Regions from separate parts of the Mus musculus genome. Here regions 1 and 3 are each linked to region 2. Evidence: chromatin loops called from intact Hi-C (ENCODE). Cell type or tissue: left cerebral cortex. All regions are shown on one strand. Each heading gives the region's core, and the rest is flanking DNA. Links, peaks and the distances in the headings are about the cores only.

Region 1 (10,850 bases), core at 1,042-9,041, 150 kb before region 2:
TATTGCCTTGGTTGGAGGGAAGAGATCGACAGGCCTGCAACTGGGCAAGAGGAAAGTTAGTGCCTCGGTTAGTGCCTCCGGAGCAAAGGATCTGGCTGTGCAAACCCGGAGAACCTTCTGGAAGCTGAACGAAACTCGGGGTCTCAGGGGATGCTTTGTTCTCTGAAGGTTGCAGGTGCCAGGAACACAGTCAGCAGTAAATCTGCTTCCCGCCTCTCCTTGTTACACCAAGCTCATCTTCAATCCTTCCACAGAACCATACCACCTCCACCGGCAGAGGAGGCAAGCCTGCAAACGCTCTTCTCTGCTAATAGTGAAGGGTCATGTTGTCATCTCTCAAGATTGTCCATCCCACAGCCTCAGTCCTTCCAAACTACCAAAGGTGTTTTGTGTTCCTAGATAACTCCGGGACAGCGACAGACCCAAGACCATTGGATTGTCTCTTCTGAAGGCTTTGTGCTCTGACAGATAGTGCCTTTCCAGCAAGCAAAGACTGGGGCAGGGCACCATGTTTAAACTCCAAAATAAAGCCTATCTTAGGTGTACCCTGGTTCTGAGGGGGATTCTTCTGAGTGCTCTGTGTCCCCCATATTTCTCAAAGGACATTTCGATAGAGTGATTCCTTGATCAGAGACATCAGCCTGTGCCTTGCTGAATGTGTGTCTCTGCTGAGACTCTTATGTCTATGCCCACAGAGTGGTGACTGACTAAAACGTCCCCTTTTAAATGTCCAAGAACTGTCTTATGGGGTCGTCACCTGTAGAGAACCACCATCAGGGCTCTAAGGCTGCTGTCTTCGGTCTCAGCTGTGTGGATGTCTCAGACAGTTATCAGGGAACAGCTCATTGCCAGCCCTATGAACTGGAAACTGTGCCGCCCCCCTTCTCTCTGCCCCAGGGGAGGCCGTGGCTCCCTGTGGCTCCCCTAGACTGTTTGGCAAAGCCCATAGCTTTCTCCTGCAGGCTTCTTGGTGGCCTTATCCTGTCTGTCTCTGGGGTTGGCTGATATTCTCAGGTGGCCAGAGAGTGGCCAGCTGTTTGCAAACTTGCCCACCTCCTATGAACCTCCTCATAAGCTCTTGCCGCTTACCCCATGCCAAAGCTCTTTGATGGTATGGACATGGGGTCTTCCATATTAGCACCCAGAAAAGCCTATCATGATAAAAAAAATCGACAAAAGGTTTTTTTGTCTCTGGGGAGGTGGGTGCTTTGATTCAGCAAGGCAGACAGCAGTCACAACTAATGTTGCTGGCAGCTCAGCCTTTGTAACAGACACTATGGTCGCATACTGTAGTTGCCAGTCCAGTGTTAGAATGAACACAGGCACACATCTGTACTGACATTTGGCAAGATCCCATATTCTACACTCCTCCGTGTCAAAAGAACCTGTATCTACCTACCACAAAATGGAGGGTTTGTCCTTAGGAAGCCCAAGGATGCTCCCAGGGCCAGCCCGTGATCTGCACTTACACAGGCAGAAATACTCTGCTCTTACAACCGCAGGTGATCCCAGGTGGGGAGAGGAATGAAGTCGCAGAGCGCATTCCGGAGGGCTTGTGCAAGCCAGTGCATGCCAAGTTCAAAGTCAGCTAGAAGCAAGGAGTGGCGTCAGGGCCCAGCAGGGTGATCCTTGCCCTTGGCTGGACAAATGGACCATGGTTAGCGGTCTCCAGGCCAACACATTGGTATCATTTATCCTAATGAAATCTGCTCTGAAGGGGGCCTGGGGTCTGGCTGGGATGCATTTGTGAAAAGCTTTGGGAAGCCAAGCAGCTTATAGCCAACATGTCTCCTCTTTCTCCTCCTCCTCCTCCTCCTCTTCTTCCTCCTCCTCCTCCTCTTCCTACTCCTCCTCCTCTTCCTACTCCTCCTCCTTCTCCTCCTTTCCCCCTCCTCCTCCTCCTCTTTTTTTTTTTTTGTCATTTTTATGCACATTACTACTACTGCCTCTAGCCAGGTCTTCTCTGCCAAGAGAAGGAAAAGAACAAGAAAATGTATTGGTTTTGTGTTTTGCTTTTAACAATTCTAAACTGACTAGAACTATAAACTGTAAAGAATACAGACAATGTCGGAGGGAAGAGGAGACCTGGCTTCCATAGTAGAGAGACCTCACGAAGGAGAGCTTCTGACACTCTGAGGTGAACTGTGGTGGGGTACGGGTGAGATGGGAAGGGGCCCGCTGGGCCAAGTCCAAATTTCAAACCAGGAGTGGGGAAGAATGTTGGAAGCAGCAGTGGATGGGAGTTTGGATCAGGTTGCTACTTTTATTCATTTCTTCTTGACCTAGGGTCTGCTTTTGTGGTTCACTCTACCCTCAAACGTGTAATCTTCCAGCCTCGGCTTCTGAGTGGGCCAGAACTTTAGGCCTGTCTCAGCACATGGCTCACTTGATACTTAGTGATGTTCTTGAAGCTCACATCCGTGCTCTCTGAGGAGCAACACGGAGAGGTTTGCATCAGCATTTCAAGGTTCAGAGCTTCCTCTAAAACCACTTCTCACCAGACCCTTCAGTCCTCAGAATCTCAGAACTTCATTCTACTGTTTGCTGGTCAATATTGCTCACCCATCTTACTTCTGTGCATTGGTGACACTCTGGGACAACCTGGCTGCCTTGGATCTGCCTCGCCATCTCAGAACCTATGTTCTGAAGCTGGAGAGATGGCTCAGTAGTTAAGCACACTTGCTGCTCTTGCAAGAGAGCCCAGGCTTTATTTCCAACACAGTGGCTCACAACTCCAGTGTGATGGTAACCCCAGTTCAAGGGGCTTTGATGGCCTCTTCTAGCCTTTGAAGGTACCAGGTACACGTGCAGTAAATATAGGTATATGTTGGCAAACATTCACAGACATAATTTTTTAATTAAAAAATACTTTCTCTGATCCATAGTCAACCTACCCCTCAGATGCGTCACCAGCCTACCCGACATTCTGCAGCTGCCCACAGTGAAAGCTGCCTCTCCACTGTGCCAAGGCTAGACCACACCCATTATCAGGATCCTTGAAGGTGCCATTGCCTGGGCCAGGAAAGAATGAACAGAAGAGAACCTGGAATAAGGCTTTGGGGGAGAACTGCTTTGCTTTCATGAATGGTAAGCACAAAGGGCAAGCGTGTCTAAGTGGCTGTAACAGTGAGACACTTAGAACTTGAGCCTACAGCTCGTAAGCTTGGGCTGGGACTGACTCCATTTTGAGAGACAGTGAACAAAGTTAAACCTTGAGTCCACAGCGGTTCTCTGTGTAAACGGTTTAAGTTCCCATTACATTAATTACTTTTTCTGTCACCATAAACAAGATGCCCAAGAGAACAAACAGCTCAAAGGAACAAGCATGTATTTGGGCTCACGGTTCCGGGAATTTGGTTTTGCTGGGTCCTTCAGGCTTAAACAGAACATCATATCAGTGCCAGCCTGTCGCAGAGAACTGCTTACTTCATGGTGTACACGAAGCAGAGAGAAGGGAAAAGAAGGGTCAAATGTAAGATGCCACCAAGGACTCATACCCAGTGGGGGCTTCCTCCATCCAAAATAGTCCCCACCCTCTGGCGACCATGCTTTGAACTCCTTTGCGGAGATACTCATATTTAAACCCTGTGGGAACCATGGTTTTAACTCCCTTGGGGAGACCCTCCACAGTTAAACCGTAACACCCACCTACCACACGGTCACCTCTCATCTCTGTACTAGGTAACATGTCCCATGAACAGGCACACCATTCCTCAATCACCTCTCCTTACCAACCTAGTTCCCATAAGCAACCGCTCTCCTGTATCTTCCGCCATCTTTTACCAACTGTAATCGTAATCTGCAGTCTACAAACATGTCCAAATTCCCTTATCTTTAGAAATGACAAATTAGCTAACCGAGAAAAGAGAAGCAGGGGGAGACTTCACTTCTGACGCCGGCTTTCCCCCCAGCCACTGCTTTCCTTTCATGATCCTGGCTTTCCCTAGAGGGAAAGAAGTTTGCCTGGAAGAGGAATACATTTACTTCCTCATTTCCCATCAGTTGCTCTTGCCAAGGTCACGGATAATCTCAGAGCCTCAGAACCCAGAGGCTTTGCTTCAGCGCCAACGTCATCAGCCATCTCTCCATCCTGATGCTTGCTGAGACCCTCTGCCCCTCGTCTCCACGGCTCCTCTTCTCTGCTTCTCATTATTTATTTTTGATCTTCCCTCCTTGGCCGTCCTTGAGAACGCTTAACCGCCACACTAGAAATTCCCAGCGTGTAAGCCTTAGGCCGCATCTCGTCTCCCATGCATGAACCCACCTCCCAGGAGATGCTGTCACGGAGTCATAATTTAATCCTATTATCTTCAGAAAACACCTTCTACATGATTTCACTTCTTTCCATTTCTGTGACTCATTTTATGCTCTAGAATATGATCTATCTTGATGAATATTCCATCTACCAACAAAGGGAATGAATATCCTGTGGTCGTAAAGTGTGGCACGTCTGTGATATCACAGCGTTGATATATTGTTCAGTCTGCTGTGTGCTTATTGATTTTTCTCTATCAATTATGAAGGCAGGAGATGCTGACGTGGTGAACTGTAATTACAAATGTCTCCCTTTGTCTTGCCAGTGGCTACTTCTTGTTTGTCTTCAGCTTGGCTACTGATGAATATACACCTGAAATGGCTTATCTCCTTTCTAAATTGAAAATGACATCATTTCATGTATGTACGACATGTGAAATGTATCTTTATGTGTGGAAGTATTACTTCTTTAAATCTACCCCAGGGCTAATGAAATGGTTCAGTGGGTAAAGTGCTTGCTACCAAGCTTGATGGTCTTACATTTAACACACCCCTCTTGTCCATCCTCTTCCACTACAAGCTGAGAAGTATCAGCTGACCAAGCAGATCGGAAGTTATCACAGTTGGTCATCACTGTTAACCTTGGTCTTATCAGGTTAGCCAAGGCTGGGTTCTGTAACATCATCTCTCGGACTTTGCTGACACTTTTGAAGAATTCATAGGATTTTATTCCAGCCCCTTGACATCTCTGAAAGGTCTTCAAGGTAAACAGTTGAAACGATTCAATTCCAATGCTTTGAACTCGAGCAAAGATAAACAGAGCTGAAGAATGCACATCAAATTCTAGGCAGACATAGAATCGTTCCTAAATGGAATTGTCAGATTATAAATATCACACATTTGGATTTCAGTTAGCACCGAGAGGCACACCCTCAATGAAGACAGATGAGAGAGTGAACTGGGGAGTTATGGGGTAGGAGCCAGGATCCCTGGGAAACATGCTTCATATCCTTTCCCTCTTGCTTTCTCCCCAGGAGCAGATTAACACACAGGGAGAAGTTGAGTATCTGTCTGGCACAGTACAGAGAGAAGTTTGAAGGTACAGATGCTTGCTGAGAAAATCTCACACACCTCCCTTTCATTAAAGAGTAATACTTCTCGTTAGTCGTTACCATATTCTTTCTTTTGTCTGTTTTAGACAGTGTACTTCTGGGTAAAAACTTGTGTGATCCTGAAGAGCCATATTCCTATCTGACAGACAGCTTCTTCGCGGTCTTGGACTGGCATCTGCACATGGTAATTGTGTGGGCTTTATCTGGGTTCTCTTTGGACAGGAGAGGGCAGAGTTTGTCCAGCTGAAGTGTGGGCAGGATGAGCGTTTGTGCGTTGAGACAGTGGCCCGGGGTGTTGTCAGGATCCACTGCTCTGGTCTGTCTCCAATTCTATCCAACACCCTAATTCCCCTTAGGAACTTCCTCTAATCATGGGATGGTGGAAAGAAAATTCCAGCAACCCAACGGCATCTTGAGCACAAAACTGGACAGTCGGTGTAATCTCTCGTGATCAAAGGGTCTGGTGATTGGAGACATGAGGACTAGCTACTTCACCTGTGAGACTCTTCCTGACACTAACTTGTCTTGTCTTTGTATGTGTGATGTTCATGTGTCGTGTGTGGTATCTGGTGTGTGTCTGGTATGCGTATGTGATGTGTATGGTATGTGGCGGTGTGTGATGTGTATGTGATGTGTGTGAGGTGTGTATGTGTGTGTGATGTGTACGTGCACTCATGCATCGAGTGTTCAATTATGTACAGGTGCATCTGTGTGTGCACAGGTGTGCACTGACATTGCACATGCAAGTAGAGACCAAAGGACAGGCATGGTCTCACTCCTTGGGTAGCATCCATATTTTTAAGGATGTCGAAAACATTTATTAAAATTATACAAATAATCCTTCTCAAAGCAAAATCTAATGTATCTGGCATTCCTTGAAAACAGCATCTATAACTTCTACACATTTGTCCTAAATATTAAACAGTTATGAGGACAGCATGTATAGAAGAGACCCACCAGAGGAAGGCCCAGGGCAGTGGTCTCAACAAGCTGCTTATTAATGGCAATATTGATATGACAATAGTGATATGTATATACAAACATTGAATATCATTTTCATAACTATCATTTCATTGAGTTGTGACGGTTCATGGAGATTTATAACATCTACTAATAATTCCAATTTTAAAAATAAAAAAATACAGATACAAAAGAGTTCTATTAACTGGGGAACACAGAATTGAAAATAAGTTTGACTTACAGTAAACTTCACAAGAGAGCGCTTTACTTCCTGGGTGACGTGCTCGGATCACTGAAGGGATTCACAACATCTTCATTCAGTGTTTGCCATTCCACACATTTTCAACAGGGCCTTTTAGTGACCTGGCACTCTAGGATTTGGCTAGGGTGGCTGGCCAGTGAGTCCCAGATACCTGCACATGCAGACCAGCATACCTGTACTCTATGACCTGGGTTCATGCGAAGAGATGCGTGCCTTCATGCTTGCAAGACCAGGCCTCTAACCCCTGAGCATCTCCCCAGCCCTTAAGGAGGACAGGTGTTTACTCTGTGCTCTTCCTCCTCCAAACCCTACAGGCCTAAAAATGTAGTAAACTGACCCACCAAACCTGTGAATTAAACAAGACATGGTGTCATGGGCAGGGTCCTGGGATGGAAGTGAGTGTTAGGACAAATCTGAGGCCATCTGCATGAAGCATGGCTTCAATTCAACATGACACAATTACATTACAGTGTCTGCCTGCCGGCTCGCTCAAATGTGCCATTGCTGTAAATGGCAGTAAGACGGGAAGGGTGTGTGTGTGTGTGTGTGTGTGTTTCTGTGTGTTTTTGTGTGTCTGTATTTCTGTGTGTGTATATGTGTCTGTGTGTGTATCTCTGTGTGCGTATATGTGTGGGTATATGTGTCTCTGTGTGTGTATATGTGTCTGTGTGTGTGTGTATCTCTCTGTGTGTATATGTGTGTGTGTATCTCTCTATGTGTATATGTATGTGTGTGTATATGTGTCTGTCTGTGTGTTTCTGTATATGTGTCTGTTTCTGTGTGTTTTTGTGTGCCTGTGTGTCTGTGTATGTCTCTGTGTGTGTCTGTGTGTGTATGTATCTGTGTGTGTATGTGTATGTATATGTGTTTGTATGTATCTCTCTGTGTGTATGTCTATTTCTGTGTGTTTTTGTGTGTCTCTGTGTGTGTGTGTGTCTGTCTTTCTGTGTGTATGTGTATATGCAGGATGTGCTGGATTCCTTTCTTCTGCTCTGATCAAACGCTGACCAAAGGTAACTTAGAGGAAGAAAGGGTTTATTTGGCTTACAATTCCAGGTCACCATCCACCATCAAGGAAAGTCAAGGCAGGAACCCAGGCAGGAACTTGAAGGCAAGCCTGGCTTCTCTTCCACACAGCATCACCTACAACCAAGGAACTCACTTCATAAGCAAATAAGTGCAGCAGGAACCATGGGGGATGCTACTTAATGGCCGACGCACGGGCTTATGCTGAGCTAGTTCTTCTATAGTGTACACCCCTCATAGGGTTGGTACTGCCCACAGTGGGCAGGGCCCTCCTAAATTAGTTGTTGTCCTTGATTAATAATCAAGACAAACCCCCTATAGACATGCCCACAGCCCAGCCTGACCTAGACAATCTCTCAATTGAGGTTTTCCTCTCAGATAATTCCAGGCTATGTCAAGCTAGCAGCTGACAGCTAGGCTCACAGCTCACAAATCTCAAACTGTGCTAAATAAAAAGGGTATGTCTTAGAACCCTGACTCAACAGAGCCAGTTCTTTCAGTGTTTCCACTGTTCACTCCCTGCCGTGGGGAGTGGGAAGGTGGCCTGAGTCCTGTCGTGCTGTGTAGTGGCCAATCCACTGCCAGGCAGTCTGACAAGACCAGCTAGCTTCAGGTCCAGAGAGAGACCCTGCCTCAGAAACTAACAGGAGGACCAGCTGAGGAAAGGCATTCCAAAGTCAACCTCTGTGCACACATGCACTTGCGGCTGAGCACACCAGCGTGAACACACACACTTTTAAAGCACGTGAGAGGGTCAGTCGCCCACCCTTCACTTCCCTCTCGGTAGTCATGGGCTTCTGAACCCAGTTCAAGTATTTTTCAAGAAGACAAAGACTTCTCCAGAGAAGACCAGTTCCTTCTGCTGCATGTTAATGCTCAGACACTCCAGCCCCTGCCCTGGCCATTGGGAGCCACGGGATACAATAGCTTCCTTTGTGCGTCTCTCCTAATCTGCAAAACAGATGCAGCTTGGACAGTCTCCATTAGGCCGTCCTCAGGACACACGAGGCCCGACCACTCTGGCACATGGTACTGCATTCCCAGTGGGCAGTATCCCCATAAATCAGACAACTGATTCCAACTCTAAAATGTGTGGCAAAGGGGTTCTGGCGGAAAGAGCCAATGTTGTTCACTTGTGACTTTTTGTCTAATCATTGAATTCCCATAAAATCCACATGGTATGAAGCAAGATGGGCTATAATAAAAAGATGGTTCTGAATGTGATTTCTTAACTGTGCTGGGCACGTCTCCTGTCTGTGTCCTGTAGAGAGTCTGAAGGCAAGAACAGAAAAGAGTGATAAGTTCTTTCTTGTGCTCACCAATCCCAGAGAGAAAGAAAGCCAAGCAAAGTAGAACATCCAAACACAGGCTTCGATGAGCTCGGGCCTCCCAGCTCTCAGCCTGCCTTGGTCCCCTCTGAGAGCACCGTGAGCTGGAGAGCTTCCCCTGACAGCTTCCTACCATCCCAGGTGGCATGTGATGGTGGACCCTCAGATGCTCCATGTCACAGTGCCTCAGCACACCTGAAGCTCTGCCACATCTCTTGTCTTTTGGAAAGCATCCCAGGCTCCCTTCTCCCCCCCACCCCCCCGCCCCTGTGTTTCTGGATGCCTGGACTTGACCATCAGCAGGACAACTGGAAATTGAAACAATGGCCGCTTGAGCCTTGTCCCACATGTGGGCTGTGAGTGTAGTGAGGTCAGGGCCTGTTTCATTTCTGTTGCTGTGATCAATACTCTGACAAAAGGCAACATGGGGATAGGGAAAGGGTTTATTTAGCTTACAGTTTCACACTACAGTTCATCATTTGGGGGGAGTCAAGGCAGGGACTCAAGCAGCTAGCCACACCACATCCAGTCAAGAAAGAATAAATGCATCCTTGCTTACTTGATCTCTCTCTCTCTTTCTCTCTCTCCCTTTCTCTCACTCCCCCCTGTGTGTGTGTGTGTGTGTGTGTGTGTGTGTGTTTAGCTAGTTTTCTCCTCTCTTATACTAGTCAGAACCCCTGAATAGGGAATGATGCTGCCCATAAGGGGATCACGAATAATTTTCTCTCCTGATATACTTTGTCTTTCATTCTTTTTGGTAGGATGTTTCCTGTTGTGGTAAATTTTGTCTGGGGGCTTCTAGGCTACCTTCGATCATTCAGTTCCCAAATAAAAAACACAAAACCTTTATGTTTATAATAAGTCTTAAAGCACTAGAGCTGGGCAGATATCTACCCTCTAAGCTATTTTGTATACTTCCCTGTCAAAATCCTGAGATATCATTTGCTGTGTTCTGGCTGGGTGGCTCCTACTCCAACAGGCTGTCCCTCACAGCCATGGGCTCACATCCATGTTACCCCATGGGGACTTCTTTCTTTGTGTCTTTTCTCTCTTCATGGTCTTTGCCTGAGACTTCAAGCCTGGGAACTTCCCTCTGTCCCCTCTTTTTCTGCCCACCTCAGGATGTAGGAATTAACCAATTGGGCATAACTTGGGGTGGGTGGGCAAGGTTTACATGGCAAAAGCTAGTGACTTCCTCTTGGAGCAATCAAATCTTGGGGTACAGAATTTAGCATTTGAATATGAAGCAGCTCCAGACCAAGCCACTACAGTTTCTTAGAACAAACATATTTTCTTTTTAATAGTGTAAAACTCACTAAAGTTCCTCTTTCTGGAATATGATTTTGGTACTGAGTCTAGGGACTTGTTATCAAGCCCTGGGTCCCCAGGACTTTATCTTCTTTTCCCGAAAGCTTTAGGTTCTAAATCTAAGTGCAGCGTCCATTTCCAGCTGGACTTTCTATGCTGTGATGCTAAGGGAGAGATTTGCGGCTTAAGGGAGGATATGGGAAAGGCTGTCTTCCTTCCCCATGACTTGGTGGTTAAGAGAGCTTCCTGCTCTTGCAGAGGACCCCAGTTTCGTCCCCAGAACCCACATCAGATGACTTACAATCACCTCTATCTCCAGGGGATCTGTGCTGGTTTTAATGCCAATTTTACATTTTAAAAAATCATCTGAGAGGACAGAACCTCAATTAAGAAAAGCCTCCATAAGATCAGGCTGCACGCAAGCCTGCAGGGCATTTTCTTCATTAATGATTGATGGGAGAGGACCCAGCCCATTGTGAGTTGAGCCATGCCTGAGCTGGTGGCCCTGGACTCTATGAGCAACCCACGAGGAGCAAGCCAATAAGCAGCACACCCCCGTGGCCTATGCATCAGCTCCAGCCCCCAGGTTCCTGTCCTGTT
Region 2 (10,850 bases), core at 1,526-9,525:
AAGAACTTCAAGAATCTAAGAATGTTCATCTAAGGCAGAAAGCGTATGACTGAGACCTCAATAACACAAAGTTTTCAGTCTGAGGCAACAGAAACAGAAGTTACAAAGCACTAACATGTGATTCTGGGAACCACAATCCATTAAGTTTTGAACAATACTGCGCTGGCAATGCCAAGGTGTTATCTAAGAACCTACAAGAAGCAGAGGGAAAAGCCAGTGTGGGGGCTTGACTCACAAACCACACCTCACCTGTGTGTCAAATGTGAAAAACTGCAAAGAGGGAAGGATCCCAGTAGGAAAGTCAGAAAACAGCACAAGTCATGAAAAGCTAAAAGAAATGTTGAGCCTGGACAGTGTCCATCCTGTGAAGTACTAGATGATAAAGCAAAAAGGGTCATACAACCTTACTTTTCTCATTTCCACAGAGCCACAAATATAGCTCATTTTTCTCAACCATGAAATGTAAAACTGTTTCTCAGGACATGGTGGAGAAAAGGTGAGTGGCAGGCGAGCCAGTGTGCAGACTCTACTTCAGAGCAATGGAAGAATAGGAGGGAACCAGCTGAACCAGCTGACTGCCCAAAAGTTTTCCTTTTATGCAAATTAATAACCTACCAGGCATTTATTTGATTAGTTCCTTAAATTTGATTTCCCTAGACAAAGATAATTACATGTTTTACAACAAATCTGATGGTTTAACAAAATGGCCTCAAATGAAATATTAAAAGGAGATACCCCTGGGCTGGAGAAATGGCTCAGTGGTAAAGAACACTGACTGCTCTTTCATAAGTCCTGAGTTCAATTCCCAGCAACCACATGGTGGCTCACAACCATCTGTGATGGGATCTGGTGCCCTCTGCTGATGTGTCTGAAGACAGCTACAGTGTGCTCATAAACATTGATACTACTTTTTTTAAAAGGAGATACCCTTTTCTTTTGAATATATAAACTCATGAGAATATTAAACAAATTCTAGTGCAAAGCCAGTGACTCAGTCAACTAGAAAGCCCTCCTATTAAATCAACTGCCGCTGGCTTTTACACATCAAAACCAGACATATGCATCCTCCTCTCTCCTCTCATCCCTGCACCCCCAGCCAGCCAGACTTCTGTGTCCCAAAACTCATCTACTAAATATGACAAGCAATAGCACATCATGGAAAGTATTACTTTACAGGTCAGCTCTCAGTGCTGTTGACTATTTTAAGGTGATTTTACACAGAAAAGATCGAGTAGAAATTTCCATGTAAATCCGGCCTAGGCTTTAACTCTACAGCAGACGTTAGTAATGCGGCATGAGTGCAGCTGGGGTAGAGTGGGGTCTCTCACAGCAGTGTCAGATCTACAAACCATGTTGACAGGAAGGACTCCTTACCCCACGCCATCCTTGTTCCTTAGCTGCAGCTCAGGGGCAGGCACAAGACTCCTTCTATCACCTTCCGCTGTAGTGAGCTGTAACCCAAGAGGACTTTAATGCCAAATCAAAGTACAAAATTGTTCACAAAGCTCTTTTAAGTGTGCAGCTTCAAGCAGAGCACGAAGAGCGATCATCAAAGATACAAGCTAAGCTATAATGGTCGGGCCCAAAAAACCAAGAAAATGACTGATGGGATCACCTGACAGCTGGACACTTCCACCTGAACTTCTACATCAACTAACAACAGAAATCTCACCATGTCGTACTTATCAAAGGTTGTCAAGCAGCCCCATCTGGGAGCTCTGAAAAGCTATCCATTCTAGTATTACTTCAAGAATTTCTTGGACACAGCTCTAGAACATCTCAAAACACAGCCAGGTTGTGTTATCAAAGAGGCCAGGGTGAAAGAAAGCATATGAAACTCTTCAGCAGCCAGGTTTTAGAAACATCAGTGCCTTCTGCATCCTACAATTATCAACAATCTTCTGTAGCTAACTTCACAGTATACCATAAAAGACTTAACCTGCAAACCACTTCAGTGACCTACTGTAAACTATACTCTGCTTTTTACTAAAATTAAAAATGGAGAGTACAGAACAAAGCTTAAGGTTTAATGAGCGAGCTTTGTCCTTTACCCCCCTGGAGCACTGCTGCTGCTCTCTGCCAACAGGTTCTTAGGCATTCCAGGCAGGGAAGGCACTGTATTCCTCATCTCCGTGGCTCCACTACCAAGTGCTGTGACCGCGGACATGTACCACCACGCCCTGCGTGCGATTCCTAGTTTTAAAAATCCCTACATACAAAGGGACATACAAATGCTATCTTACTGTACATTCAGCCATTTAGTAATTAAACTAGGTGCTATTTAAACCATTCACACACAACGATTCTTGAGTAATAATGACATGATTTCAAGAAATATTTCCTCGGGGCTGTCACAAATCTACCCCATCAGTGACCAATCATCTGACCAAAAGGGTCAGGCCTAACAAAGGTCTGAACTATGTAACCAAAGAATATTTACATACTGCACAGATTCTTCTTCTACACCCACTTCAAGTATTAAAAAACAAAACCTATGAAGTCCTTTAGGGCTGGGTGTGGCTTTATCCATTGGAACCCAGAGCTCTTTCACGAAGGGAGAAACTGCAGAGTGACGTCCAGGAGCTCGAGAGAAGCAGGGCATCAAGTATTCCCAGGCTCACCAGCCTCCCTCAACCACCTCAAAGTCCTCCCGAGCGAGCGAGCGAGCGAGCGAGCGAGCAGGCGGAGGTGGAGAGCAGCCTGCGCTCACTGCCCCACAGGCAATCCTTGGGAGAAGACGCTGCTGGCATCTGCAGCTTGGTGTTCCCTCTGCAGCTCTGCCCTTCCTGTTTTCTCTCCTGAAGCCATTAGAAGCCTGGATAGGAGCTTCCAGTGTCAGCCAGTGTCAGCAGCTCTCCTAGTAAGGCACCTAAGGCTGTTGGTCCTAAGCAACTACCTTTCCCATGGCTTGTCAGCACCCCCAGAGCCCAACTCACATCCGCCGTGCCATTCTACCATACTCCTCAAGTTTTTATCCTGGTTTTTATGCCAGAGAATACAAAATTACAACTTTGAAATAGCATTAAAATCAAAGTGCACAATCTTGAGGACTGTGGTCTGCACCTGTAAACACACAAACCTCGAAATGCATCAAAAACAAGGGCTCGTGAGAATCAAGCCAACTGCAGACTGAGGAGACAGCCCTAGAATTTTTACAACGTCTATCCTGAGGTCTCAGCCTGAGAACTCTCACAGGCAATCTGCTACAAAGGCACTCACTATGCTATGTCAACATGCATCTTTACATTTAAACTCTAAAAGCTCAATTGAAGTAAGTCAAGCCTGAAGTCAAGGACAGTAAAATAAAGTAAGAGTCACAATAGGGAAGACAAACTAAGACTGCTTTGTAGGCATAGGAGAAACAAGAGTACAATGCTGGGTGGGAGACAGGGTCTCTAGGAGACTGCAGTCAGTCTCTCAACTCCCTTTTCTGCTTCAGCGCCTGCTTACTCCCAGCCCTGGAACACAAGGCTCTTGGAGGAGAGGAAGGAGGGAGAATGCCGTCACATGGAAGGGTGCACTATCAGGCATCCAACATGCATCTCAGAACTCTGTTTAGAAAGCCTTCCCGCTACAAAAGCTAACTGTCCTAGGTGGGAGCTGTGGCTTCCTAAACACCTGCTCTAGGTGTTCAAACCACTGTGCCATTTTCTTTTAAAACAAAGTGCATTTTCCTTTACACCCACAAGTACATACCCTGTAAGAATTCAGTTTTCTAAAGCTGAAAGCAAAAAAAAAAAAAAAAGTCTAGTCTCTGCACATCTTTACTTGTTTACAACCTTCTCAAAGTCAGAACGAAAAACCGAGGGTTGTCATTTTATCTAGTTTCTTTGGGTCTGTAAGGATCTTCACACATCTTCCACACTATGTTTAAGCACCTCTCTTCCGTCTTCACTCTTCTCTAAGGTGCTTTGAACCTACCCTCAGGCCAAGATTTTGAGCAGGTTACACCCGACTTTTGAATCAGAGTGAACACATATTCACATCATGGTAAAATACATTTAGCCAGTGTACTGGGCAGCCATGCTAAGCAAGAGTCTCTCATTCAAAGGAGTGCAAAGGGTCACTGCTACCTCACACCTTGAGGGAATGAATCTTGGTGGTCACATTTTTTCAGTTTCTAACATTACCTAAAAAGTATAAAGGGAGGCTTAAGTAATTTCCATTTAATCAGAAACAGTCCCTTTTTAATACTTTCTCGACCCTGACCCCTCTGTTGTTCCTATTCTTTTAACTCTGTAAAACCCAATGAGGAAGGAAGGTAGATAAAGTATTACCCAGAGGTGAGACAATGTTCTCCCGGAGCCAGGGAGTCAGTAAGCTTGGGGGCACAAACTTCAGGACCATCAGGTGGCTCTGGTGTCCTTTCCAAGCCAACCCTGTACAAGGCACACCGAACAATCTCCTCCTGCTGCCTGACTGTTAGCTGTTCACCAGAGCCTAGCCCGTGACCCCTGGCTTAAGTTGATTCAAACTGAAGCCACTACTTGAAATTGACCCAAAGCCTACATGCCCAGGGCTAGAAGAAAGCTGCTTCCAAACGCTCAAAAAAAGGACAACGGTTGCTTTTGTTTTCTTTTAAACTGTACCTGCTAGGGAAGGAGAGTGCGTGAAAGCACACTACATTACCGAATTCTCTCAGAAGAATGGGGATTTCAGCGACGACTGACTGACTCAGAACATAGCTGCCTCCGCCGGCCGCCGACCCCAGTCCGTGACCCGGCTGCTGGTGGTTTATCATCCCTCCAAACCTGAAAGTCCCTACCTCCAGATCAATCAAAAGCTGGGGGAAGGCATGTCTTCGGAAACACAAGCAAGGCCACAACTTGGATGAATAAAACTGGGCTAAGGGCACCCGGAGCAGGATTTCCGCTGGAGTCAGAAAAAGAAAGGTCAAAAGATTTTTTTTTTCTTTTTGGTGTGATAGCGGTGACAAGTGCGTGGGTACACAGCCGGCACTGGCGGGCTTTGGAGGAAGGCTGTAACTGATCGCGGACGCTGAGGGCAGGCGATCGGGACCAGCGGCCGGCGGGGACGACGAGCAGCTTCTCGACGCGTGGGCGCAGAGCGGGGCTGGCCTGGGTTCTCGCGCGTGTGTCCTCCCGCAGTCCTTCCATCGGACTCCGGAGAGCCGGGGTCCGAGGCCCGCCCCGCCCCCTGCTCGGCACACCCCCTCCCGCGACCGCGCACACGCGCGGGCATACACACCCCCCGCCTCCCGCGCGCACGCGGCCGCGCCGAGCGCCTGACCCACGCGCCACCCCCCCACTTTGCGCCCGCGACCACCCGCGCACCGCGCGAGAGGACCCGGTGTCCAGCAGGCAGGACACGCGGGACTGGGAGGCCTAGAGGCGGCGGGGCGCGCCCGCGCGGGAACTCGGTCTGAGGGAAGGTCACTTACCCGCCGCATGGCTTTCAGAATCAAAGCCAACTCGTAGCGGGGCATCGCCCAGGTTGGCGGCGCCGAGTCCAGGAGAGCCGGGGTCGCGAGGGCGGGGACGCGGGGCGCAGAGGAAGACGAGAGAGGAACACGGCCGGTCAGCTCCCGGACGGCGAAAGCACCGTGCGACCCCGCGAGGCCGGGTTTAAAGGCTCCGGCAGCTGCGCAGACGGCTCGCCCCGCCCACCGAGAGCCCCGCCCACCCGGCACCGCCCCGCCCCTCTCCCGGAGGGCGCCTTGCACTTGCACCTCAACGGCTTCCTGCTTGCCCTCCCGGGCCGTGTCTGTGTCCCCCGAGCCTGCGGAGCGTGGACACGGTCTCGAGCAGCCCGTCGGAGGCCGTCTCCTCGCTCGGCACGCACCCGCTCCCCGCCGCCTCCGCGCCTACCAACCTTGGGCTCTGGAACCCGGTGGAACTTTCCAGGCCTCCCCGCCCACCCTCCCTTCCCGGGTGCTAGGCGAGCGAGTGCGCGTGCGCCGCGGTGCGGTGCGGTGCGATGCGGTCTGGCTGCTGTGTGCCCCTCGCCCGCGTCTCCAGGGAGGAAGGCGGGGTGCTAAGGAGTGACTGCTGCACCAAGCCGCAAAGAAACAAGCCTGGAACCGAAGGGCTATGTAGGCATTTGCTGTGTGTGCCTAGCCTGACCCAGAAGCAGGTTAATGCTTCGACTCTCGCCAGTTATTCTTTAAATATTATCCTTGCTTTTCTGGTAAAGGAAACTATGGATTCCCTGAAACACAGGAGTAAGGAGGGGCTTCGTAGAGGGTCCCAGGTCCAGCACTCCACAGCGCGCGCGCACACACACACACCCATACACGCACATATAGAGCTAACTCGGGACTCCCCTCCTTCTGCCCCTGCTCCTGTTTCTTAGCTCTGGAAGGCACTAATTCCGCTGCAATGGTTGTCTTCTGCTCCCACCTTACTCCAACTAAAAGGGTCTTTAAGTGAAATGTTCTTGTAACTTTAAAGTGCTCTAATAATAATTTACTAATAATTTACTGAGGGCTTACTGTCTGTAGCAGGCACGACACTGAGGCTGTTTGTTCTCACTTTAGCTCTGTGAAGCAAATCGTACTACTCGCCCTATTTTAGGTATTAGCAAACAGAAAAATGCAAGGATAATTTAATTAGTCCAAGGTCAAACACAAACGCGTGGAAAGAAAATTTTGTGTCCAGAATGTCTGAAGAATAGTTTCACTGCCTACACTTATGAACCTCACCCCGTCCCCCATCTTACAGGCCAAGATGTTGGTCTTACTCAGTGGCGTTGGACGTCTTTGTAAAGCACACATGGAGACTATCTTTGTCACCTCCTCCACAGACCAATCTCCACAGAAGATTATGGTTTTGAATACAACCTAGGATACCTGGTTTTTTTAACATTTTCATTAACATTTCAAGGTTTGTCCTGTGCCCTTCAACACAAACTACAAAACCACCTACTTAGCATCAGCCACACACCTGGTTGGTTGGATTGTTTTGTTTTGGTTGTTGTTGGGGGTCTTTTTAGTTTGTTTGTTTTGGTTGGTTGGTTGTTTTTTGTTTTTAAGCAGCATGCTACCAAAAAAAAAAAAAAAAAAAAAAAAAAAAAAAAAAAAAAAAAGACACAGAAGGAAGAAAGAATTTCTGGACATTGAGACGAGAATTCCAGATCTGTGTGACATCCCACTTAAACTGTCCTTCCTGTGGCCCAGTTTAGGAATGTGAAGATAAGAGTCTCACGTGGTTGAGCCAAGCCAAACACCAAGCAACACCCTGAGGTGACCAGCCTGGACTGCCTCCCGTTGGAAGCACCACAGCTTTTCCCTGATACCCAGGGACCAGTGAAGTCCTAGTTCTCTAGACAAATGGGGTGAGGAAATTAGCCTGACTGAACAATGCCTCAGGGCAGACAGCACCCCACAACCCTCCCAAGCTGTTGGCCACCCACAGACTCATCCCATTTCTTAACGTGGAAAAGAAATCAGCTATCCTAAGTCCCCCGCCCCTTTCAGAGTTTTAAATAAGTGGCTATGGCTTTGTTAATTTTATTGTTAAAATTAATGCTGATGCAAATTGAAATTTATCAAAAATAATTTTAAACTATTTATACTGTTGGGTAAGCATGTAGAATCATAAGCCATTTCTATAGTATTTAATTTATTGATCTTTAAAAAATATCTTTTAGGATCTTGGGAAAAAAGATCTAATACGGTAGATACGTAAGATTTTATTGGCCAGAGGTTTTGGCTAATTTTCAAGTAAAGCTTTCTGAGGAGTCATAGGAAGAGAGAGTAAAGGCAAAAGTTGAAATCCAAGGTGCTCTGGTCAGTTCATCCCCTTGCCATCTCATCTTCTACTACTGTATAAGGAGAGATTTGACCTTGAGCTTTTCACCATAATTCTCAAGATAGCTGACTATCGTCATCATCACCATCACCATCATCACCATCATCACCAGACCTAACATTCTGCCATTCATTGTGAGCCAGGAAGTGCTTTTCATGTATTAATATTCATTTCTGCCCAGGCCGTCACTACCACATGTCTCCAACAGTACCCAGACCTGCTCTACCCCTTTGTCTGTGTCTGCCCAGGCCGTCACTACAGGGTCTCCTCACCTGTCCAGGAGCAGTTTCCCAGGATCCTGGCTGCCATCTTTTTTTTTTTTAATATTTATTTATTTATTTATTTATTTATTTATTTATTATATGTAAGTACACTGTAGCTGTCTTCAGACACTCCAAAAGAGGGCATCAGATTTCGTTACGGATCGTTGTGAGCCACCATGTGGTTTCTGGGATTTGAACTCAGGACCTTTGGAAGAGCAGTGGGCACTCTTAACCGCTAAGCCATCTCACCAGCCCAACCCCCCCACCCCCGGCTGCCATCTTGATGGTCTCTTCCCAGTCCCTTTCCCCTCCCTGTCCCTGAATGTGGCTGTTCTCCAACAGAGGCAGCCAATGTCCTATGATTAAAGGACAATGGTAACTAGGATTAAAGGCATGAGGGGGCCATATCCTGAGTTCCTGTAATTCAAGTGCATTAGAATTTGGCTGGTATATTAGTCAGGGTTCTCTAGAGTCACAGAACTTATGGGTAGTCTCTATATAGTAAAGGAATTTGTTGATGACTTACAGTCTGCAGTCCAACTCCCAAAAATGGTCAGCAGCAACTGTGAATGGAAGTCCAAGGATCTAGCAGTTGCTCAGTCCCACAGGGCAAGCAGGTGAAGGAGAGGGAGAGTAAATCTTCCTTCTTCCAACGTCCTTATGTAGGTCTCCAGCAGAAGGTGTGGCCCAGATTAAAGGTGTGTGCCACCAAACCTTTAATCCCAGATGACCTTGAACTCAGAGATCTCCCTGTCTTAATCTTCTGGAACTCATAGCCACTGTGCCTCAAGATCTCCATACCAAGATCCAGGTCAGAAACTTGTATCTCTCAGCCTCCAGATTAGGATCACAGGTGAGCCTCCCAATTCTGGATTGTAGTTCATTCCAGATATAGTCAAGCTGACAACCAGGAATAGCCACTACAGCTGGGAAGGACTTTGAGTTGCTCTTCCCTGCCAGGAGCACAGTCCACTGTGGCACTGCAGGTGGGTGGTGGAAAGTGTATAAAACAAGTGAGTGTCCTATCCATAGATAATCTGTTAGGGAAACAAGATAAATTATCTCGAATCATAAAGGCCTGGGCTGGCACAAAGATACCTTTGCTTACTAGCATGTTCTTACCTTCCCTCGGAGGATTGCTCCAACGGGTGAAGGATCCTCCTGTGGTCTAAAGAGCAAGTTCTGAATGTTGCTGGGAAGAGGTAAGCCATATATAAGTAACTCTGCTTGTGACCTCAGTGTGTTCACAAACACAGCACCTATACAACTCCTTATAACTGCAGTTTCAGGGGATCTCAAGCCCTGCATGCCTGCCCTGGGTGCCTGCCCTGTGTGCCTGCCTTGTGTACCTGCCCTGCATGCCTGCCCTGTGTGCCTGCCCTGCATGCCTGCCCTGTGTACCTGCCCTGCATGCCTGCCCTGTGTACCTGCCCTTCATGCCTGCCCTGTGTGCCTGCCCTGTATGCCTGCCTTGTGTACCTGCCCTGCATGCCTGCCCTGTACCTTCCCTGTGTACCTGTCCTGCATGCCTGCCCTGTGTGCCTGCCCTATATGCCTGCCCTGTGTGCCTGCCCTGTGTGCCTGCCCTGTGTACCTGTCCTGTATACCTGCCCTGTGTGCCTGCCCTGTGTGCCTGCCCTGTGTACCTGCCCTGTATACCTGCCCTGTGTGCCTGCCCTGTATGCCTGCCCTGTGTACCTGCCCTATATGCCTGCCCTGTGTGCCTGCCCTGCGTGCCTGCCCTGTGTGCCTGCCCTTCATGCCTGCCCTGTGCCTGCCCTGCATGCCTGCCCTGTACCTTCCCTGTGTGCCTGCCCTTCATCCCTGCCCTGTGTGCCTGCCCTGTGTGCCTGCCCTGTACCTTCCCTGTGTACCTGTCCTGTATGCCTGCCCTGTGTGCCTGCCCTGTGCCTGCCCTGTGTGCCTGCCCTGTGTACCTGTCCTGTATACCTGCCCTGTGTGCCTGCTCTGTGTGTCTGCCCTGTGCCTGCCCTGCATGCCTGCCCTGTGTGCCTGCCCTTCATGCCTGCCCTGTACCTGCCCTTCATTCCTGCCCTGCATGTCTGCCCCGTGTGCCTGCCCTGTGTGTGGCTCAATGTGCATTTGTGTTTGTCAGTCAATGGGCCAATTTAGGCTACAGCATTTCATACTTACTTTGCTTTTAACTGTTTTACCCGTGACCCCTCTAGTCATTCCTAAACCACTACATGCAGCCGTCACGCACTCTCCACTACCCTCCCCTTTTAGCCATGCCCACTTAACTGGGATTCTTTCTTCTCAGTAAACACAGACTAGTCATTACCTGCCTAGATGAATGTGCATACGCTCTCAGTGGGTATTTGGTGAGCTCTTTAAACATCTTCTCCTTTTTCTGCCAATTTCCAAGTTGCTTTAAATTCTTTGATTAAGTACATTTTGAGGGAGAGCAGCCTCAAACTGTTGACTCTGCAACAACAAATAAAGAGAATACAAGGTCTTCAAAGTATAACCTCCCTAACCTCACCCTCTTCTGTTACAAAAAGAAAAGGTTGGGGCTGGAGAGATGGTTCAATCAATGGTCAAGAGCATTTGCAGAGGACCCAAGTTCAGTTCCCAGGATGTATACGTGTCAGGCTGTGACTCACTCCAGGGGAATCTAACACCTCTGGCCTTCATGAATGGGAGAGAGAAAGAGACCGAGACCTTTTTTTATTTATTTATTTATTATATGTAAGGACAGTGTAGCTGTCTTCAGACACTCCAGAAGAGGGCGTCAGATCTCATTACAGATGGTTGTGAGCCACCATGTGGTTGCTGGGATTTGAACTCCAGACCTTTG
Region 3 (10,850 bases), core at 1,723-9,722, 64 kb after region 2:
AAAGTCTTCTTCTGGCCTGGCAAGATGGTTCAGCGGGTAAGAGCACTGACTGCTTTTCCGAAGGTCCTGAGTTCAAATCCCAGCAACCACATGGTGGCTCACAACCACCTGTAATGAGATCTGACGCCCTCTTCTGGTGTGTCTGAAGTCAGCTACAGTGCACTTATGTATAATAGTAAATAAATCTTTGGGCGGGAGAGAGCGGGGACTGAGCAAGTGGGGTTGACGAGAGTGAGCAGAGGTCAAAAAACAAATTCAATTTCCAACAACCACATGAAGGCTCACAACCACCTGTACAACTACAGAGTACTCACATACATAAAATAAATAAATCTTAAAAAAAAAAGGAAAGTCTTCTTCCAAGCACGAGTGTTTACAGAAGTTTTTATCAGTGTTCATAAGCAACACTTGGTCCTCCCAGATGTTGACAGCCTGAGATAGCGCATAGCGTGCTCAGGTTGCAGGTTTTGCAATGGTGGGTGGGGCCCCATCCTAGCTGCACTCTCCACCTGGCCCCAGCTTTTCTGTACTAGTGTCTGTGTGTGGACTTCTCCATTCCCCCAGCCTCCCTAGTCTTCCAGGACCAAATAGGGGTGGGGGAAGAAAGGGGAGGGGGCACATGGAACCCCAGCATGAGTAAAATCAGCAGCACTAATGTCCCAACCCTACCCAAGCTTCCACACTGCATTGGGCAAGTACTCCCCAAGACCACACACAGCTGGGTCAGGAAGGAGCAGTGGCTAGAGTCCCAATCGAGAGTCCACTCTCCCTCCCCCATCCTCCTCCTTCTGCAGGTAAGGTTAGGAGGCCCTATCCTATGAGGGTGATCACAGTTGCTCTTATGCAAGACAGCATGGTCATGCCATGCCCAGAACACACTACAACTGTAAATTAAACCTCTTTTTCTTCCTAAGTGGTCTGAGTCTGATACTTCAGCATGGTGGCAAAAAGCTGATACAGTATCCTGTCTTGCCGATACAGTATCCTGTCTTGCCGATACAGTATCCTGTCTTGCCGATACAGTATCCTGTCTTGCCGATACAGTATCCTGTCTTGCCGATACAGTATCCTGTCTTGCTGATACAGTATCCTGTCTTGGTTCAACAGTAACAGATTTATCATTGACCCATGGTCGAGGAAGCAGGTGAAGATCTCCCAGTTTACAGAGATCTGGGAAACTCAGACCTATCACCAAGGCCTGCACCCATTTCCTGCCCCAGTAGCCCCTCCCCAACCTACACCAAGAGGGATTCTGGAACAGCACCTTCAGTAATGTGTGTTAGAGTGCCCAGCCAGCTCCAACTCTCAAGAACCAGAGCTGAGCTTTCCCCAGCCTTCCCTGTGATGTGCACACCAGTTACAGTGTGAGAAACACTCTACCAGATGCCTACCGGTCCATAGAACCACCAGGAGATCTTTTGAGATGTTTATGGATGCCTTGGACCACGCCCATTCAGAGGACCCGGTTTCAATCATCTGGGATGGACGAAGCGGTGTTTACTGTTTCATTTTTTAAGGATTCAGACTGAAGTGATCCAAAAAAAAGTCTTTCTTTAAGCACCGTGAATCACTGGCTCAGGGAGATGAAGGACTTGGCCTACTGCAGTGTGCAAGCCTTGTTTAAACACGAGTTCTGGGGTGCTCCCAAGATTCTGCATTTCTAATGAGTTCTCAGGGGAGGTCAAGGTTGGACCTCAGACAATACCTGAAATAGCAGGTGCGATGGCTGCTAATTACATGCGTTGACCTGGGTGGGCTGCAGCGTGTCCAGATGTGCGGCCAAATACTGCTCTGGGTGGTTAGGGAGTGCAATTAGCCTTTACATTGGTGGGCTTTGAGCAAAGCTCACTACCTTTCATGATGGACCACATCCAAATAGTTGGAGGCCTTAAATTGGGAAAACAGAGTAACTTCTCATTACTGAGAGAGAGAGAGAGAGCGTTTTCTAGCAGACGGTGTTCAGAATTCTGTGTCATTGAGTCTTCTTGGTGCAACAGAAGATCAAATTCAAAGCGAAGTGTTGGCTCTTCCAGGATGGCTGGCTGTGCCGCCCTCTGCACTTTTCAGGCTTCAAGCAGCATAGACACACAGACTAACAGGTTTACGTTCCGTCTCTTTACAGGACAGTAACCAATGCAACAGGGTTGCTAAGTATGGCACTGCTGCTCCAGTTCCTGCTAAGTTGTATGGTTTATACAAACCACTACCCTCTCTGTCAGATTCCAGTAACCAAAGGGAAATCTGCAGACCCTAGATGAGCAGCTGGGCCTGTGGGGACGGTGAAGGTGGTGGCGAGGGAGGGGAGGGCGAGGGGGGGGGCACAGCTGGCTGGGGAGGGGGTAACCTTGGGCACCAGCATAAGGAGCTGCTTTGGAGAACAGAATAGAACCATCAGCTTGAGCTCCATTCCCTTTCCCGGTCAGCCCACAGAGACAAGAAACAGCATTCCTTCCCTTCAGAATTCTGCAGTAACGCCCCATACGACTGACTGGTGCAGCAGTAGAATTGAGGAATTCCAGAATCCCCATTGTAGTAGATCCTCGAAGAGCAAAAGAAGGTACTGAGTAGCTTCTGCAAGCTCTGCCCAGTTCTGGGGTTGGTGGGTGACACAGTGTATGTGCCTGCCCCTGCACATGCCCCGATTGCACCCTCAGTGTCATCTAAGGGTGGGTGCTTCATCCTCAAGAGGTCCTGGTTGCTGAGACTAAACAGACACACCCTGTTGAGATTCAACCCCTTTCTTCTGCTTGTTTAGTTGAGCCTGGCAATATAAAAGGAGATATGGAGCAGAAATAAAAGCATACACAAAATAATAATGAGACACAAAAAAGGTGAGATTCGAGGACCTGTGAAGAAAGCACACAGGGGGATTCTCAGCGACATATAGATAGTGATGAGGCACGGCTCGGTGGTAAAGAGCATGTACTGCCCTTGCAGAGGACCTGGGTTCGGATCCCAGCATCCACTTGGGGGGATCTGACACTCTCTTCTGGCCCCTGCCGGCAACTGCACGTATCACACACACACACACACACACACACACACACACACACACACACACTAATTTTTAAAAAAAGAATGGAAGTAGAAGTGCCAGCACCCAGGTAAGAGGAATCACAGAACAGACAGTAAATTTAAAAGGACATATAGAAATATATGAGGGACCTCCCTGGGATCATTTCCTCCAGTTAAAGGGAATAACAGAAAGGTTGTATAGACCAAAGAAGGGCGAGCAAACAGGAGGTGAGTGAAAGAGACGCGTGCAGCATCAAAGGGACTCCTACTACCTGGATCAAGAGATGACAAAGAGCCAAGTTGAGTCACTGGAAAGAGATTCACATCCCGGAGATAGTAAAGCAGTTAGACAGAGCCTGGATCCCAGGCTGAGGTTCATTCTGAGGCTTATTCATGAATTGTTTCAAGAGAACAAAACAAATATATCAGAAGAACAAAACAAATGTATCCTTTAGCCCTAACACAGAGTGAGTATCAGATATCTGCACTCCACAGTAGCCCCAGAAATAAAAGATTCTGACAAGAGTGGGGATGTGGACCCTGCCTTGGTCTCACAGGAAAGCCTTAAATACACTGGTGAAGACTTTGAAGAGACTTTGAATTTGACTGGGAGAGTTTAGTAAAGACAATTCTGGAAGAGTGATCAGATAGATATGCAGTTCCTAACGAGGAAGTCTGCCCCTCCCCTGCAGAGCAGGGGCAGAGGAGTGACAAGGAAGCAGCCAGTGTCTTTGGGGAGGCAGGCAAGCTTGTTGTGCCAAAAAAGGTCTTTGTTTTAAATCAGATTGGAAGGGGGAGAACACCATTGTAAAAAAAATAACTAGTTTTTGCAGGCGACCGGAGGGCTGAGAGGCAGGCAGCAGGCTTGGACATCATCACAAGTCGGTGACAGATGGCAACATGAGAAGGAGAACGGAAGATAGGGATGACTCAAAGAGAAAAACATCTTTGTGGCAATCTCTACAGGGTCTACAGCTTTGCCTGCTGTCTGCTGCTGATGCATTAGAGCTCCTGCAGAGAGGACCAATATCCAGGAGAGCGGATCACGTGGGAGCGGATGCTTGGAGTTCCGGAAGTACAGACAGATGTATGGAGTGGAAAAGTACCAGTGTTAAAGGTTGTGTCGATGCTTCCTTCTAAGTGGTTCCTATGCCGTCTGGTATGCTTCATCCATCTGGGGGGTGGGGAGGGGGCGGGGAGTGGGGGTTGGCGGAGGGGAGGGAGTAAGGCTGAGAGACATGAGCTGCATGGTCCAAGGGCTGCTCAGCAAAGACCCCAAGGAGGCAAAGAGTGCTGCCATCTCCAAATTTCTTCCACAGCATTCTTTTCTGTTTTTTGTGGGTTTTTTTGTTTTTGGGTTTGTTTTGGTCTGGCTTTTTTTTTTGTTTTTGTTTTTTGTTTTGTTTTTTTTTTTTTGATTTTTTTTGTTTGTTTGTTTTGGTTTTTGGTTTGTTTCTGTTCTGTTTTGTTTTGTTTTGAAGACTCATTACACCATGAAGTTCTATTTAGACCACCCCGACCTCAAATTCACATAGATCTGCCTGCCTATGCCTCCTGAGTGCTGGAGATCAAGACAGAAATTCTTTCTAAGCTTCAGCTCCCACACCCAACAGTAGCAGCGATCCTATCTGAGGAATTAACACAATCAGCTCTCCAGAGCCACACGGAGCCCAGAGCCAGGTCCTTTATCATTGAACAGAGTCCTTGGGAACACGAGTGAGAGCGAGCCAAGTCAGTGCTTCATGGGAGGAAAGCATCCAGGTCCCCTCTAGGAAACACTTTTGTGTTTCCACCGTGCACCTTGGTAAACAGAATATCCAGAGATGGCGCTAGGTAGAGCTGAAAACGTGCAGTTTTGAATCATTTCTTTAAGGAAATCTGCCAAATTCAAGACTAAGGCTATAAGATCCGAGAGACATTGTGGAGTTCCAAGTTCACTGATTACAACAGTAAACCAGGGCTACAGTGGCAGACATCTATAATGCCCATGAAATCCTTGGAAAATGGAATCGAGAATTGAGAGTTCAAGGTCATCTTTAGCTACATAGTGACTACCAAGGCCAGCCTGGGCTACATGAGAGTCTCTGTCTCTCTATGTGTCTCTGTCCCTGCCTGACTCCCTCTGTCCTTCTCTCTCTCTCTCCACCTCCACCTCCCTCTTCTGACTTCCCATCCTGGAGAAACAACTTAGCAGTTAAGAGCATGTTGTTCTTGTAGGACCCAGGTTCCTTTCCCAGGGCCCATATGGCAGCTCACAACCATCTGTAACTCCAACTCCAAGAAATGTGATACCCTCTTCTGGCCTCTGTGGGCACTGCATGCTCATGGTACACTCAAATACACACAGACAAAATACTCACAAGTATAAAATAAAAATAAATATTTTTTAAAATACATAACAGACAGACAGACAGACACACTGTTTTATCCTCCTCATCTGTCTCTTGGATCTCTCTGCTCCACCCCTTCAGCCCACCTGCGCATGGGGTCCAGGTTACCAATTTGGAAAGAGAATGGGATAGAACATGTTAAAGAAAGAGGCATGGCTGGAGCCCTGCGAGCAAATCCTTTCTGTTTCTCTTTCCTCCACAGAGACTAGAAGTAATATCTTTAAAAGAGCAACTGTTAATGATTTCCCTGCTCATTAAATTGATATTTAATCTGTTATTGTCAACCAGAATGGTTTGTAGACAGAGGCTCTCTGGTTTCTAGAGTCCTCACTGCCTTACAGTTCGTTTGCTTTTTAAAGTGTTTCATTTCGCTTCTACGAGTGGAGTTCAGGCTCTTGGCTTCATTGGCAAATCCAAAATCAATCCATTTAGAGGCCAGAACATTCTAGTCTAAGACTCCTGAAACCTGGCACATGATGGCCGTGCCCTGAAAGAGGCCTCATTGTTCAGCTAATGGGCATCCCTTGTGATGATCTGAAGGAACACACAGGGCTCATCAACCTCGAATGTACATTTTAGTGAGCTACATTCTGAACATGGCCCCTGTTGGAGCTCAGACTGGATTAAAGTCCAGCTCTTTTCAGTAATAACTCCCAGGGAACGCTCCCCATCAGTCCGTTCTCATCTCAGGGAACGCTCCCCATTGGCCTCCCTCACCTCAGGGACCCCTCCCCATTGGCCCTCCCTCGCCTCAGGGAACGCCCCCCCTCCATCAGCCCTCCCTCACCTACTCCTACCTGCATCTCCTGCTCTGGATGTCTTTTCTTCCCTTCTGGCCTGAGCTCTCCCCTCACGTTTCTTCTAGTGACCTTTCATTTGTCCTTCTTGGATAACGTCAACACCCCCTTCTCTGTAAGCCTTACACATCCCCTCTACCTGAGTATGTCCCTTCTCCCCCTGAGCCTGCCTGCCTCTAGGAGATTGGACACATGACCTACAGTGTCTGTGTCCACAGCCCAGACTCAACCCCTTCAGTGGAAGAGATGAGGCTTGGCTTTGTCTAGCTCAAGTCTCATAAACTGCCCGAGGTAACCAGCGAATATTGAGGCAATGAGATTAAGGAAGTAGTTCTCCACACATCCTGTGCTTTATCCGACCTTTCCATCTCTCCAAATGTTTGTTATTTTGGCCTAGAACGGCCTCAGAAATCACATGCTTCAATGATACCACGAGACAAGGGTTCATTATGTCCACTCTGTTCTGTTGGGTCCACTCCCCAGCCATATCTGAAAAATAGGAGCACAGTAGTCAAAGCGCACCTCTTCTGCCCGTCCGTCTCTCTGCATTTCCCAAAGGACAGCTCCCACCAGCTCTCCCCTCCTCCTGCTCCCACACCACCGAGATGTAACTAACTCAAGCACATCAACAGGGCCACACAAAACCCTTGGCTAGAAAATGGATCATTTGAGGAGCGTCCTGCCCCAAACAGATGAGATCCGGCCACCTGTGGGCTTCAGATGGTGTAACACCACGAAGAGGGCCGGAGGGAAATCTACCTTCTGTGAATTTCTATTCTTCACACTATCCTGGGTCCATCTGAAGTCTCTGTGTAAACGCATCAGCTTCAAGTTTATGTAAATCCTTCTCAATATGATATAATCCAAAATTGACCTCTGAGTTTTCTCTCCAGCCCCACATTTCACTCTTAAAAATCATGGCTGATAAGCAATTCCTTTCATCTATCCATCCCTACGTTTCCAAGAATTAGAACAAAGCAAAAATAGTCTTTGCCGTGAAAATCTGCCAAGGGTGTCCAACCTTTGTCTGATGGTTTCTGGAGTTCTATGGCCCCAGGGTCACTACAAACATCAATATCTCTCTAGGAAAGGCAGAGAAGTATTGTGGTCAGGGACCCTTCGGAAGAGCCTTGCCTGCTGACACCGCCCGCACTCTGGGGCGCCCTGAGCTGCATCCCACCCAGTAGCACGTACACAGCAATAAATCCCGGGGAAGGCTAGTCACCAGCTTGTAACTAGTAAAACAGGTAGCTGAGCTATCCCTAATCCCCACTCCGTCTCCCTGAAATCCCAGTAGGAACCCCAACTGTCACTTTGCCTGCCCCTTAGTTTCTTCTTCACGTGTGCTTCTGGGGCTTAGAGCTGGAAAGGACTTTGTGTTCACACAACAAGGCGTGGCCTTTATATTTATTCTGGATGCTGCAGAGACAGCACACTCGTGGAGAAGACAACAATTAGAAGCCTATGCTCGGAGCAGAGAAGCCTTTTAAAAGCACCTGGATTTGAGAATTCCATCAGGATACAGGTATCAAAAGCTGGCTTGATGTCTGTAGTACAAAGTTAGAAGCTGGAAGGTCAGTCTGGCCAGACCACATCTGGGCTGGGGGGCTGGGGGGGGGGAGCTCATGTATGGCTGCCATAACAGTGCTAGGAACTGTTCTGAAGAAAAAGGATAATGTATTTATTACTATTGATATTATTCTCTTGTTGTGTGAAGTGGGCTTGACATCGCAGGGTTGCGTATGAATAAACTGAGGCCCAGAAAGATCATGATTCCCAGCACTGCAAGCTGTCCTGACCCAAACCCAGTGTATGGTGCCCAAGTCCACTCTCTTACTCTTTTGCTCGTCTGAGCTCACGTCCAGCTCTGCTCTCTCCTCCCTCTCAGTGCAGAACAGGGACTTTGTGGATATCTTGGCTGCCCCACATCTATGCTCTGTGTTCTCAGGGTCCTTCTTATGGAGTGTACTGTAGGTGGCAAAGCACGGGTCTCACTGAAGCCAGGAAAGTGAGCTCGGCATTGCTTTCAGGCTCCCTTGTTACTGGGGCTCTGCTCTGATTTCGTTTCTGTTGCTGTGAGAAAGCACTCTGACCAGAAATACCACAGGGGAGAAGAGGGTATATTCTGTTTTGTTTTGTTTTGTTTTGTTTTTTCAATACAGGGTTTCTCTGTATAGCCCTGGCTGTCCTGGAACTCACTTTGTAGACCAGGCTGGCCTTGAACTCAGAAATCCGCCTGTGTGAAGAGCCGTGCAGCGAGCAATCAAGTGCGTGCCGCCAGTAATCCCTGTGGAGAGCCATGCCGCGAGCAATTGCCATTATAAGATGGCGCTGGCCTCCACTGTGCCTAACTAGTAAACAAGCCTTGTACGCAGGTGCGAGAGTGAACTCACTCCTAGTCACTCCTATTATCGGGACGTAATAGTGGGGTGACGGGCGAGCAACAAATCAGGAGCTGTCACGCCATATCAGGTTCTGAAACGTCACGCTGCGGGCTATAAAAGCAGCGCCATTTTCCCGGTTCGGGGTCTTCCTGAAGAAGTAAGCAATAAAGCTTTTGCCGCAGAAGATTCCGGTTTGTTGCGTCTTTCTTGCCGGTCGAGTGGGATGCAATACGCCTGCCTCTGCCTCCCAAGTGCTCGGATTAAAGGCGTCCGCCACCACCACCTGGCTGGGTTTATTCTTCTTGTTCCAGGTCAGAGTCCATTGTTGAGAAGTCAAGGCAGGAACTCAAGCTATTCACATCCCCACCCCAGTAAAGAAGAGAAAGAAGAGCTTACTTACCCATGCTGCCTGCCTGCATGTGTTCAGGGCCAGCCCGTGAAGTGGGGCCACCCACGTTCAGGGTGGGTCTTCCCACCTCAATTAACAGTCAAGACAGTCGCCTGCAGACAGGTTCACAAGTCAACTGTCTCTAGGCAGTTTCTCAATCAAGACTCTCTTTCCAGAGGGTTCTAAGTTAAAACTATGCAGCACAGGTTCTAACAAGCTAGCCAATCAGATGCGACATCCTGGAATCCAATAGCCAATCAGATGTGACATCCTGGAATCCAATAGCCAATCAGATGCGACATCCTGGAATCCAATAGCCAATCAGATGTGACATCCTGGAATCCAATAGCCAATCAGATGTGACATCCTGGAATCCAACCTGGGACCCACCCATGGTGAGAACTGGGCTCACAAAAGGTCACTACAGCTGAAGACACTGTGGCACCCACACTCAGAGACAGGGTGAGTGCCTAGAGTGGGTGGCTGATGGTCAGTTATCATCTCTGCAACAACAACAAAAAAAAGAGCTGGGATACACCAACAAATGTCGAGCATCTCAGTACCAAGAGTACTAGAGGCAGGCAGAGGCGAGCTGGCCACAGGCAGCCACGGTGGGATAGAGGGCAAGGATCACCTCTTTCGATGACTATCAGCTGGCTTGAGCCCCTCTAATAAAATACCACAGACTGGGTGGCATAGACAACAGAGACATATTCTTTTTTCAGTTCGGAGAGCCAGGAAGTTCAAGATCAGGGTGTGAACTGGCTTGTGTTCATTTACGACCTCTCTCCGTGGCTTGCTCTACCTGCTCAAGGTGTCTTCACAGGATCTTTCCTCTGTACACACATCACTGATGTCTCCTAATCTTCTCTTCTAAGAATGCCAATTGAGTTGGATCAGGGCCAGCTAAGCTGAATGATTTTAACTTAGCCACTTGTTTCCAAGCTCCTTGTCCAAGAATAGGTGCATACTGAGTTCCAAGAGTCAGCACTTCGATATATGATCAACCTGTGGAGGCACCGTGGGGGGTGCTGGGAATTGAACTTGGGTCCTCTAGAAAAACAACAAATGCTTAATCACTGAGCCATCTCTCTATCCCTAGAGATCAACCTGCAACAGAGCCAAATAAGTTCATTCGTGCCCGGCATATCAAACAGGCTCACGTTACTAAGATATTTACACTGCTACTTACTCTTTACACTAACACATATTTGAAAAGCTGAGTCAGCACCTGGGGGAGGGGGGGAGCACATAGATCTATAGACAAAACTCGGTATATAGCCTGGCTAAGCCCCTGCTGGACCAGGAGGCCCCAGACCTGTTCACTTGGCCAAGATGTTGATTCTAACACCAAACTAGCACCAAACCAGCTCCAGGGAAACAGAGGCTCAGACAAGGGTAAGGTGTGTTCTCTGAGCTCTGTCTTAGTTGTGGTTTTACTGCTGTGAAGAGACAGCAAGACCAAGGCAAGTCTTATAAAGGACAATATTTAATTGGGGCTGGCTTACAGGTTCAGAGGTTCAGTCCATTATCATCATGGCGGGAAGCATGGCAGCATCCAGGCAGGCCTGGTGCTGGAGAAGGAGCTGAGAGATCTACATCTTGATCTGAAGGCAGCCAGGAGGAGACGGATTCTTCCACACTGGGCAGAGCTTGAGCATTAGGGTCCCTCAAAGCCTAAGGGGGTGAGAACCCTCTAAACTCAAGGACAGTAGCTGGACTATGAGTTCATCTAGGTTTTGAATAGATGACGTAACACTGGTTACAGTGAGCGAGACACAGATGAAAATCTATTGCACCCATTCTCCGTGGAACTGCGCAGCTCTGGAAAACCCTGGTCTCCACCCTGTGCACACATCTGCCTACCCACACTTGT

What was found. A loop is a pair of places that touch in the nucleus more often than their neighbours do. Peaks named below come from ENCODE experiments on the same cell type or tissue, not always from the same donor. Only the 100,000 strongest peaks of a DNase experiment are listed, where the experiment ranks them.
Region 1: a loop joins it to region 2, with 2.8 times the contacts of the local background. A loop is called at or near these places in 1 of 42 quality-filtered maps.
Region 3: it touches region 2 in a loop (2.2-fold over the local background); 1 of 42 quality-filtered maps calls a loop at or near these places.

The regions. Positions count from the first base shown.
Region 1 is chr16:92,198,543-92,209,392 of GRCm38, reverse strand. It overlaps Gm29880 (a long non-coding RNA gene), which reads left to right and starts at 1,944. Exons shown (of 7, transcript XR_876256.2): 1 at 1,944-2,137; 2 at 2,886-3,087; 3 at 4,910-5,018; 4 at 5,289-5,353; 5 at 5,453-5,550; 6 at 5,723-5,863; 7 at 7,645-8,833. In left cerebral cortex, for the core only: a CTCF peak has its summit at 5,565 (motif pointing right); a DNase peak (open chromatin) is centred at 8,549.
Region 2 is chr16:92,053,032-92,063,881 of GRCm38, reverse strand. Slc5a3 (solute carrier family 5 (inositol transporters), member 3) reads right to left here and starts at 5,560. Exons shown (of 2, transcript NM_017391.3): 1 at 5,402-5,560. Mrps6 (mitochondrial ribosomal protein S6) reads right to left here and starts at 5,546. Exons shown (of 3, transcript NM_080456.1): 1 at 5,402-5,546. The coding sequence starts at 5,446. In left cerebral cortex, for the core only: a CTCF peak has its summit at 5,584; DNase peaks (open chromatin) are centred at 5,006, 5,677, 5,890, 6,677 and 1 more place; H3K4me3 peaks cover 3,716 bases; H3K27ac peaks cover 1,816 bases.
Region 3 is chr16:91,988,889-91,999,738 of GRCm38, reverse strand. Gm36905 (a long non-coding RNA gene) reads left to right here and starts at 2,430. Exons shown (of 4, transcript XR_001782007.1): 1 at 2,430-2,557; 2 at 3,982-4,174; 3 at 7,628-7,727; 4 at 8,365-8,544. In left cerebral cortex, for the core only: a CTCF peak has its summit at 5,313 (motif pointing left); a DNase peak (open chromatin) is centred at 3,978; H3K4me3 peaks cover 548 bases; H3K27ac peaks cover 633 bases.